Linked DNA regions of Homo sapiens: region 1 is linked to region 2. Evidence: read pairs that join two places in POLR2A ChIA-PET (ENCODE). Cell type or tissue: A673. All regions are shown on one strand. Each heading gives the region's core, and the rest is flanking DNA. Links, peaks and the distances in the headings are about the cores only.

Region 1 (4,376 bases), core at 202-4,201, 370 kb after region 2:
GAGTTGAGATAGGGGGAGGTTGCAGTGAGCTGAGATCGCACCACTGCACTCCAGCCTGAGCAACAGAGTGCCACTTGGTCTTAAAAAAACAAAAAACTAAGAAACACAGAAATGTTTAAAGGAATAAGTGAGACAATGGTGATGGTGGCCACTGATCCAGGGTGGCTGGGGGCCAGGTGGGCACAGCTGGGCTGGTCCTGGCAGGCACCCCCACAACACCAGATATTTGGGCTTCAGTGTTCCACAAATGCTGTTTTTTACTGCAATAATTACTCATCTATTTTGGTATGTTTTGAGAACAAAGATAAGTAGCAGATCATTCTGAGGATATGCTGCTGTTAGGAAAAGACTGATATTTTTTGGTGTCTTTTATGAGACAGGGTCTTGCTCTGTTGCCCAGGCTGGAGTGCAGTATCGTGATCATGGCTCACTACAGCCTCAACCTCCTGGGCTCAAGCCATCCTCCCACCTCAGTTTCCCTAGTAGCTGAGACTATAAGCGCACACTACCACATGTGGTTAATTTCTTTTCCTTTTGTAGAAGTGGGGTCTCACTGTTGCCCAGACTGGTCCCAAACTCCTGGGCTCAAGTGATCCTCCTGTCTTGGCCTCCCGGGGTGCTGGGATTATAGGCATTAGCCACCACACTCAGTCCAAGCCTGAGATTTTCTTTTGAGATGGAAGTTTCTCTGTTGTTGCTCAGACTGGAGTGCAATGGTGTGATCTCAGCTCACTGCAACTTCTGCCTCCCGGGTTCAAGTGATTCTCCTGCCTCAACCTCCCAAGTAGCTGGGATTACAGGCGCCTGCCATCACGCCCAGCTAATTTTTTAGTAGAGACGGGGATTTCACCATGTTGGCCAGGCTGGTCTTGAACTCCTGACCTCAGGTGATCCACCCGCCTTGGCCTCCCACCAGGGCTGAGATTTTTAAATGACTCAACTTAGGCATCTGCCCAAGAGAAATGAACACAGGCAACCATACAAAAATGTGTGCGTGAATGTTCACAGTGACACTGTTCGCAATAGCCAAAAAGGGGAAAGAGCCCAGATGCCTATCAGCAGACAAACACATAAACAAAATGTAGGCCGGGCGTGAGCCTGTAATCCCAGCACTTTGGGAGGCCGAGGCGGGCGGATCACGAGGTCATGAGATCGAGACCATCCTGGCTAACACAGTGAAACCCCGTCTCTACTAAAAAAAAAATACAAAAAAAATTAGCCAGGCGTGGTGGCGTGTACCTGTAGTCCCAGCTCCTCAGGAGGCTGAGGCAGGAAAATGGCGTGAAACCAGGAGGCGGAGCTTGCAGTGAGCCCAGATCACTCCAGGCTGGGCGACAGAGCTAGACTCCCTCTCAAAAAAAAAAAAGTGGTAAGTATCCGCTCCACGGAGTATCGTCTGGCTATAAGGAATGAGGCACTGACACAGGCCACAGGGTGGATGAACCTCAAAAACACGTTGCTGAGTGACAACCACCAGGCTCGAAAGGCCTCATGGTCTCCGTTCGCATGCATGGGAAATATCCGGAATAGGCAACCCCACAGAGACGGCAGCTGCCTCATGCTCATCAGGGACTGGGGCTGGGAAGTGACTGCTGATGGAAATGGGCTTTCCTTTTGTGGAGACGGAAATGTTCCGGCCTAGATAAAGGTGGTGGTTACACAACCTGTGACTGCACCAAATGCCACTAAATTGTGCACTTTAACTGAAGTGTTAGTATGTAATATTATCCTTTTTTTTTTGAGATGGAGTCTCGCTCTGTCACCCAGGCTGGAGTGCAGTGGCGCGATCTCAGCTCACTGCAAGCTCCGCCTCCCGGGTTCACGCCATTCTCCTGCCTCTGCCTTCCAAGTAGCTGGGACTGCAGGTGCCCGCCATCACGCCCGGCTAATTTTTTTGTATTTTTAGTAGAGACGGGGTTTCACCGTGTTAGCCAGGATGGTCTCGATCTCCTGATCTGCCCGCCTCGGCCTCCCAAAGTGCTGGGATTACAGGCATAGAGCCACCACGCCCGGCCAATATTATCATTTTTTGGAGACAGGGTTTCACTGTCACCCAGCGACCTGCAACCTCAAACGCCTCAGGCTCAGGTGATCCTCCTGCCTTAGGCTCCCAACTAACTGGAACTACAGGTGCACGCCACTACACCCAGCTAATTTTTATATTTTATGGAGAGACGTGGTTTCTCCATGTTGCCTAGACTGGTCTCTGAACTCCTGGGCTGAAGCCATCCTCTAGCCTCAGCCTCCCAAAGTGCTGGAATTATAGGCCTGAGCCACCATGCCCAACCTGAAGTTCTTTTTATTTTTTTAAGTGACAGGGTCTTGCTATATTGCCCAGGTTGGATTTGAACTCCTGGGCTCAAGTGATCCTTCCACCTCATTAATTTTCTTTTTCTAGAGACAAGGTTTCACTCTGTCGCTCAGACTGGAGCGCAGTGGTATGATCATAGCTCACTGCAGCCTCAAACTCCTGGGATCAGTCGATCCTCTTGCCTCAGTCTCCTGAGTAGCTGTGACTATAGGCACACACCACCTCATCTGGCTAATTTTAAGTTTTTCTTCTTGCCCAGGCTGATCTCGAACTCCTGAGCTCAAGCGATCCTCCTGTCTTGGCCTCCCAAAGTGCTGGGATTACAGGCGCGAGCCACTGCAACTGGCCCATTAAATTTTTAGTAAGTATGTATGTATTACTCTTACAAGCAGCAGAAATGACAGGAGTGTGGACACTCCTGGGGAGGGAGAAGAGAGCAAACTGCCATGCTGGTGGACAGGCAGGCCAGGAAGCCGTCTGCTCAGCCACCGCCCCTGTGCTGAGGCTGGCCCCCTCTCAAACAGGCTTTCCCAGACCACTGAGTACTCACCATGGGGTGATTCTGAGCCGTCTTCAGCAGTGACAAGGGAAGCTGAAAGGCAAATAAAGCCACATGATTTGTCTGTTTGACCAGCGCCTGGGAGCTCTGGTCTTGAGTCCCACCCATGACTCATAGATGGTGCGGTGCGGTTGAGGGGGCACAGGAGTGCGTGTCAATCACCCCCCACTGGAAATGCCATTTCCTCACTCTGCCCAGCCCTGGAACACACACCTGCCTCTCAGATTAGGAAGAAAAGCCTCACACACCCTCCCTACTCCCGTAGGTGGCCACCACCTGCTCTTGGTGCTGAACACTCTGGTCAATTTTTTTTTTTTTTTTTTTTTTGAGACGGAGTCTCGCTCTGTCACCCAGGCTGGAGTGCAGTGGCATGATCATGGCTCACTGCAACCTCCACCTCCCGTGTTCAAGCCTCACAAGCAGCTTGCCTCAGCCTCCCAAGCAGCTGGGGACAACAGGCATGCGTCACCACACCCAGCAAATTTTTGTATTTTTAATAAAGGCGGGGTTTCACCATGTTGGCCAGGCTAGTCGCAAACTCCAGACCTCAGGTGATCCACCCGCCTCGGCTTCCCAAAGTGCTGGGATTACAGGCATGAGCCACCGTGCCTGCCCTAATGCTTGTATTTTAAGCTCAAACTGGTATCTCTGAGATGCATCCATGTTGATGAGGTTACTCTGAGTATGGAGTTGAGGACACTACAGCTTGGAAACCCGAGGAACTTGCCCAGTACTATGGCGCTAGGAGGAGACAGAGCTGGCCTGGTCCTGTCTGTCTGAAGCAAGCACAAGACCATGCCTTGCAGGGCAGCCCCAACTGGCCCAAGACTGACACTGCCAGGCCCCAATGCAGGGGTCAATCCCATCAGAGAAGGCCACATCTGAGCTGGTTTTATTTTTATTTTTTTAGATGAAGCCTTGCTCTAAAAATACAAAACTTTGCTGGGCACGGTGGTGCGCATCTGTAGTCCCAGCTACTTGGGTGCTGAGGCAGGAGGATTGCTTGAGCCTGGGAAGCAAGCCTGTCACCCAGGCTGGAGTGCAGTGGTGTGATCTTGGCTCACTGCAACTTCCACCTCCCGGGTTCAAGTGATCCTCCCGCCTCAGCCTCCCAAATAGCTGGGATTATTAGGGGTGCACCACCATGCCCAGCTAATTTTTGTACTTTTAGTAGAGATGGGGTTTCTCCATGTTGGCCAGGCTGGTCTTGAACTCCTGACCTCAAATGATCTGCTTGCCTGGTCCTCCCAAAGGGCTGGGGTAACAGCATTGAGCCATCACCCCCCGCCTGAACTGGGTTTTCTTTTTTTTTTTTTTTGAGACGGAGTCTCGCTCTGTCGCCCAGGCTGGAGTGTAGTGGTGCAATCTCGGCTTACTACAAGCTCCGCCTCCCGGGTTCATGCCATTCTCCTGCCTCAGCCTCCCGAGTAGCTGGGACTACAGGCGCCCACCACCATGCCCGGCTAATTTTTTTTTATTTTTATTTTTGTATTTTTAGTAGAGACA
Region 2 (4,376 bases), core at 113-4,112:
CCCAACCCACCCACCCTGAGGGCCGGGGAATCCTCACCCGCCGCAGTGCGCATGGGGGCGGGGCGGGGAAACCGGTTCAAACCGGAGTGGGGTTTGCCGAGGAGGTGGCGGGGGAGGGAGCGAGAGCGGGGTCTTCCCGAGGTTCCCACTCCGGCCCCCGCCGTTGCCTTAGCAACCGGGCGCGCGGGCCGCAGTGCGCGGGCGGCGGCGGCCTCGGGGAAGCCGGGTGGCTCTGCGCCTGCGCGGGGCTCCGCGCCTGCAGCCGGGGTTCCCCCTCGAGCACCGGGGGGACGGCGGGGGAGTAGAGGATGGGCGCGGGGGAGCGGGTGCTGGGGAGGAAGAGACCGTGGGGGAAGAGACGGCGCGGGAGGAAAGAAGGGGAGGAGGGGTGGGTGCCGAGGAGGGGGCGGTGGGGGAAAACGCAATGGGTAGGGACTGTAGGGAGGGGTGCAGGGAGAGGCGAGCCTGGGGATGCGCGCCAGGGAGGGGGTGACGGGGGAGAGCGTAGAGGGAGGGGGACGACAAAGGCGGAGGGGGATGGGAGGGGGAGCTTAGGGAGTAGAGAAGGGATATGGACAAGGAGAGGGGTACACTGGGCCAGTGGGGGCGATGGGAGGGGGAGCTGGGGGACACCTTAGGCACCTGCAGTCTCCCGCCCAGCAGATTGGTCTGCGAGGGTGGGGGTTGCTGTGCCAGAAAGTCAGGATCTTCGAGTCCGAGCTTAAGGTTTCCAGATTTAGAAAAAAAAAATAAAAAAACAGGGCGCCCACTTAAACTTGACTTTCAGATAAACGAGCAATTTTTTATTATAAGTATGTCCCATTCCGTGTCCTCTACTTTATCCCGCAGCCCTAATCTGGGCTATTGTCGTTCCCCCCCACCCCCCAATTTACACACCATCTGTCCCTATCCTTTTCGAAAGCTGTGCGGACCCTCGCGGAAGACGCCTTTGTCTCCCGCCTGCCTAGCGCCCCACAGCCCGGCATGTGGGGTGTACCCCCGGGCCCCGTCATCCCCTCCCCCAGCCATCTGCCGTCCTCCTGGCCTTGAACAACAGCCTGAAGTCGAGTCCGGGCTAGGCAGGGGAAAGCGCAAAGGTGCAGCACGCACCCTCGGGGATTTTCTCAGCGCTCCTCACCCCCCACGACCTCCAAACCCTCCGCTATGGGCCTGGCCCTGCCAAGGCCACATCGCCCCGCGGGTCCCAGACACCCGCACCTTCTCCTTCTCCAGGAACCTCCAGGGCTCTGCTTTCGGGCAGCCTCCCTCACTCTCTGGGCACAAAAGCACACAGGCACGTAGTAGGTGCTCATGAAAAAAAACATTTGAGGGTGATTTTAGGGAGGCAAGTGCAGGTGAGGGAGTGTTGCATTTCTCGACACGGACAACTGCGTCCTCATCCCATGGGGACATATACCCTCTCTGGGCCTTTGTCCCCTCCAACAAAGCAATTTCCCTTTTATCCTTCCCTTTGGTTTCAAAAAGTGTAAGATAACAAAACACTTTGTTTTGTTATCAAAACACAATCAAAGGGGGGAAAGGTCAGCCCCCCAGGGGTCCCTGGCCCTGGGCTGCCCCCAGCGTCTCCCCCAACACTTCCCCAACTTGCCACGTTCGCTTCTTTTACTTATTCGCCATCGGAACGGTGGAACATTTGCGCCTCCGGCCTGGCTTCTGCTCAACCGGCCAGGAGCTCGGTCCCTGCGGATCATTTTCCCCAGGGGCATATTATTCCGGAAACGGGCTAAGCGGTCCCGGGTTGGGGACACGTCGGCTCCTGTGTTTTTAGTTTCGCTGGCCTAGGTGACCCCCCTGCAGAAGACGGCTGTGGATCTGCTGTGCCGTGTCTTGGAGGCATTTCTAGGGCGGCTAGCTGGGCAAAGGGTGGTGCTGTCCCTTTATTTGGAGCTAGGTAGCTCCTGGGGTGGTGCTGGGTCGGGAGCGGCCCTCTCCTCCCATCAGCTAGGACCAAGTTGCACCTGGCCCCTCATTCCCAGGGGCGGAGAGAGGAGAAGATGAAAGAGCAAGCAAGTTCACACCAGGGCTTGAGGGCAGTGAGAACAGTAAACCAGGGCGACGTGCCCAGAGAAGGGGCGACTCTAGGGAAGAGGCGACCTTGGATGGAGCCCTGAAGAGCCCTGTGGGAACAGGGGGTGAGGAGAGCCAGGGAAGGGCGATCCCGGCCCAAGAAACCGCAGATGCAAAGGCTCTGAGGCTGAACCGGTTAGGGGGAGAAGCTGGGCGTGTCCAGAATGTGGTGGGCGGTCCAGGGAGACCGCGGAGGGATTGGAACAAAGGGTGGGCGTTGTGGGGGGCAGACCGCGTCGGCCTGTGAGGAGTCAGGGTGCTCCTCTTGGTTCAAGAAGAGAAGGGAGGTGGGGGGAGGGCGGTCATGCGGGACAGGGACGTGACCTGTCACACGGGTGAGGACTGAAGTCTGTGGCTGCGTCAGGGAGAAGGACTGTGGCGGGGACAGGAGGAGCCGCGGGAGTGGGGAGGATTTTCGGGCTCCACTGGGCGATTGTGGGGTCCACGGGGCGTGGGGGAATCCCCTGATCATGGGTGTCCTTGTCACTTCTGCAGCCTGACTCTCCTTCACTGTGTCTGACTAAAGCATGGGTCGCAGCCTTCCCCAACAGGGGCGGGAAGTCCCCCCCGGGGAGGGTGTTGGGTGGCACCCCTTGTCCTCGGCTCCTGCGAACCCACCGGCTCTCTGCCTCCACAGTGCAGACCCGAAGGCCTCCTCCCCTTTGTTCTTTTTCCCTCCACACGGTCACGGTCACACCGGCGGCTCCCTCTGAGCGCATCTCACACACAATGGGGGTGGGGGGTGCGCTCCCAGTTTCCCCTCCTCTCAGTATCGGCGTCCCCGAGCCCCGCCCGCGCCACGGAATCCCGGCCTCCAGACCCCGCCCGGGAAGCTCGTTACCTTTCCAGAGAGGCTCCCCGCCGGGGGGCTGGGGAGGGGGGAGGGCTATTTTTAGAATGAATGGAAGAAAAGAGAGGAAAAAAAACAAAAAACAAAAACCAGAATGGAGGTTTGTAGAAGCCTCCCTGCTTCCAAGAGGAACCCCCCTCCCTGTCCCCTGCCTGAAGGTGGCTGAAGGTCCCCACCAAGGCTGAAGGTGGGTGGGGGTTCAGAGACGGGGCGGAGCAGGGGACTTCGAGGAGGAACACGGTGGTCTGAGCTGGAGCCACGCTTTCTGTTGGAGGGGGCAGCTGAAGGAGAACAGCAAGACATATCCGGCGGCCCTACGGACTCGGAGAGCTGGAGGGACCCCGGAGGTGGGCACTTGTCCGTTCGCTGAAGGGAAACTGAGGCTCAGAAAGGGGCTTGGCAGGGCCGAGGTCACGGAAAGGGCTTGCCCCTGGACTTCTCCCTCCCATCCCCTACCGAGCCAGACCCCGCGAGCCACATTGTTCTAAGGTGGCAGAGTGACCTTCACAACTCTGCCACCCAAGCCCGGGCCAGTCAGGCTCAAGAGGTTCCTAATCGCGCAGGTTGGGGGGAGGGTGTCACCAGCCCAACAATGAAATAGAGAAGTTTTCTGTGGTTTGGTTCTGGCCACCCAGGCTCCCCCTTCCTAGCTGGGACCTTCCAGCCCGGTCAACGTCGCCAGCTGCCCGAAGCCTCTGGGTCCCCCGATCCTCCCCAGTGGCGTGGTGGGGAGGCTTTAATTGTCTGCCTTCCTCTCTCCCTGACTCTCTTCTTTCCCGGAGCTGAGAGAGCGGCCCCCCAGAGTGAGGGGAGCAGCCCTGTTCCGTGCTGCTGGGACACTGGGCCCTGGCCAGGGGCTTCCGCTCTCCGGGCCTCAGTTTCCCCGTCTGTAAGATGAGCACCTTGGGCCAGAGGCGGCAGAGGGTCCTCCCATCTCTTTGACCGTCTTCTAAGATTTGCTGTCACGCCCCTGGGTGGAGGGGGGAGAGTGGGCTTTGGCGAGAGACCTGGAGGGGGATTCCATCCCTGCTTTAGAGGAGACGCCTTGCGGGGGGGAGGGCCCCGGCTGTGGCCGCGACGGACTGCCTCCCTCGGCCTGCGGGGTCCGCGCCCCCTCCCCGGGCGGCGGGGCGGGGCCCAGGTCGGCGGGGAGGGGGTCGGCTCTGCGGCGGCGCGCGCACACCCTCCCGGCTCACACGCCCTTGCCCGGCCGTGCACTTGTCTTCGCGCTCGGGCAGGGCGCAGGGACTCCGGCTGCGGCGGCCGACTCCGGCCGGTGAGTGGCAGTGGGGGGCACGGCGGGGAGCGTTCGGTCCCGGCGGCGGTCCCCTTCTCTTTGGTGGGCGGATTGGTCAAAGCTTGCCCGACTCCGGGAATTCAAAGGGGAGCTGCGGGAGGAGGGGGACATCCCTTCTTCAACCCCCGCCTCCAACACCGA

The links. ChIA-PET counts read pairs that join two places held together with the same protein. Peaks named below come from ENCODE experiments on the same cell type or tissue, not always from the same donor. Only the 100,000 strongest peaks of a DNase experiment are listed, where the experiment ranks them.
Region 1: POLR2A ChIA-PET joins it to region 2 with 7 read pairs; 4 of 35 experiments call an interaction of 5 or more read pairs at or near these places.

What each region holds. Positions count from the first base shown.
Region 1 is chr19:18,313,163-18,317,538 of GRCh38, forward strand. LSM4 (LSM4 homolog, U6 small nuclear RNA and mRNA degradation associated) reads right to left here. Exons shown (of 5, transcript NM_012321.5): 2 at 2,862-2,903. It overlaps LOC105372300 (a long non-coding RNA gene), which reads left to right and starts at 2,507. Exons shown (of 2, transcript XR_007067157.1): 1 at 2,507-2,672. RefSeq lists an enhancer at 1,380-1,880. In A673, for the core only: no CTCF peak of the experiment used is centred there; no DNase peak of the experiment used is centred there; H3K27ac peaks cover 235 bases.
Region 2 is chr19:17,948,125-17,952,500 of GRCh38, forward strand. It overlaps a transcript of KCNN1 not described here. Among named protein-coding and RNA genes, the nearest start is that of KCNN1, 17 kb to the right of the region's middle. RefSeq lists silencers at 1-351, 4,083-4,132 and enhancers at 3,083-3,701, 3,702-4,319, 4,320-4,376. In A673, for the core only: no CTCF peak of the experiment used is centred there; DNase peaks (open chromatin) are centred at 2,257 and 2,807; H3K4me3 peaks cover 2,514 bases; H3K27ac peaks cover 3,831 bases.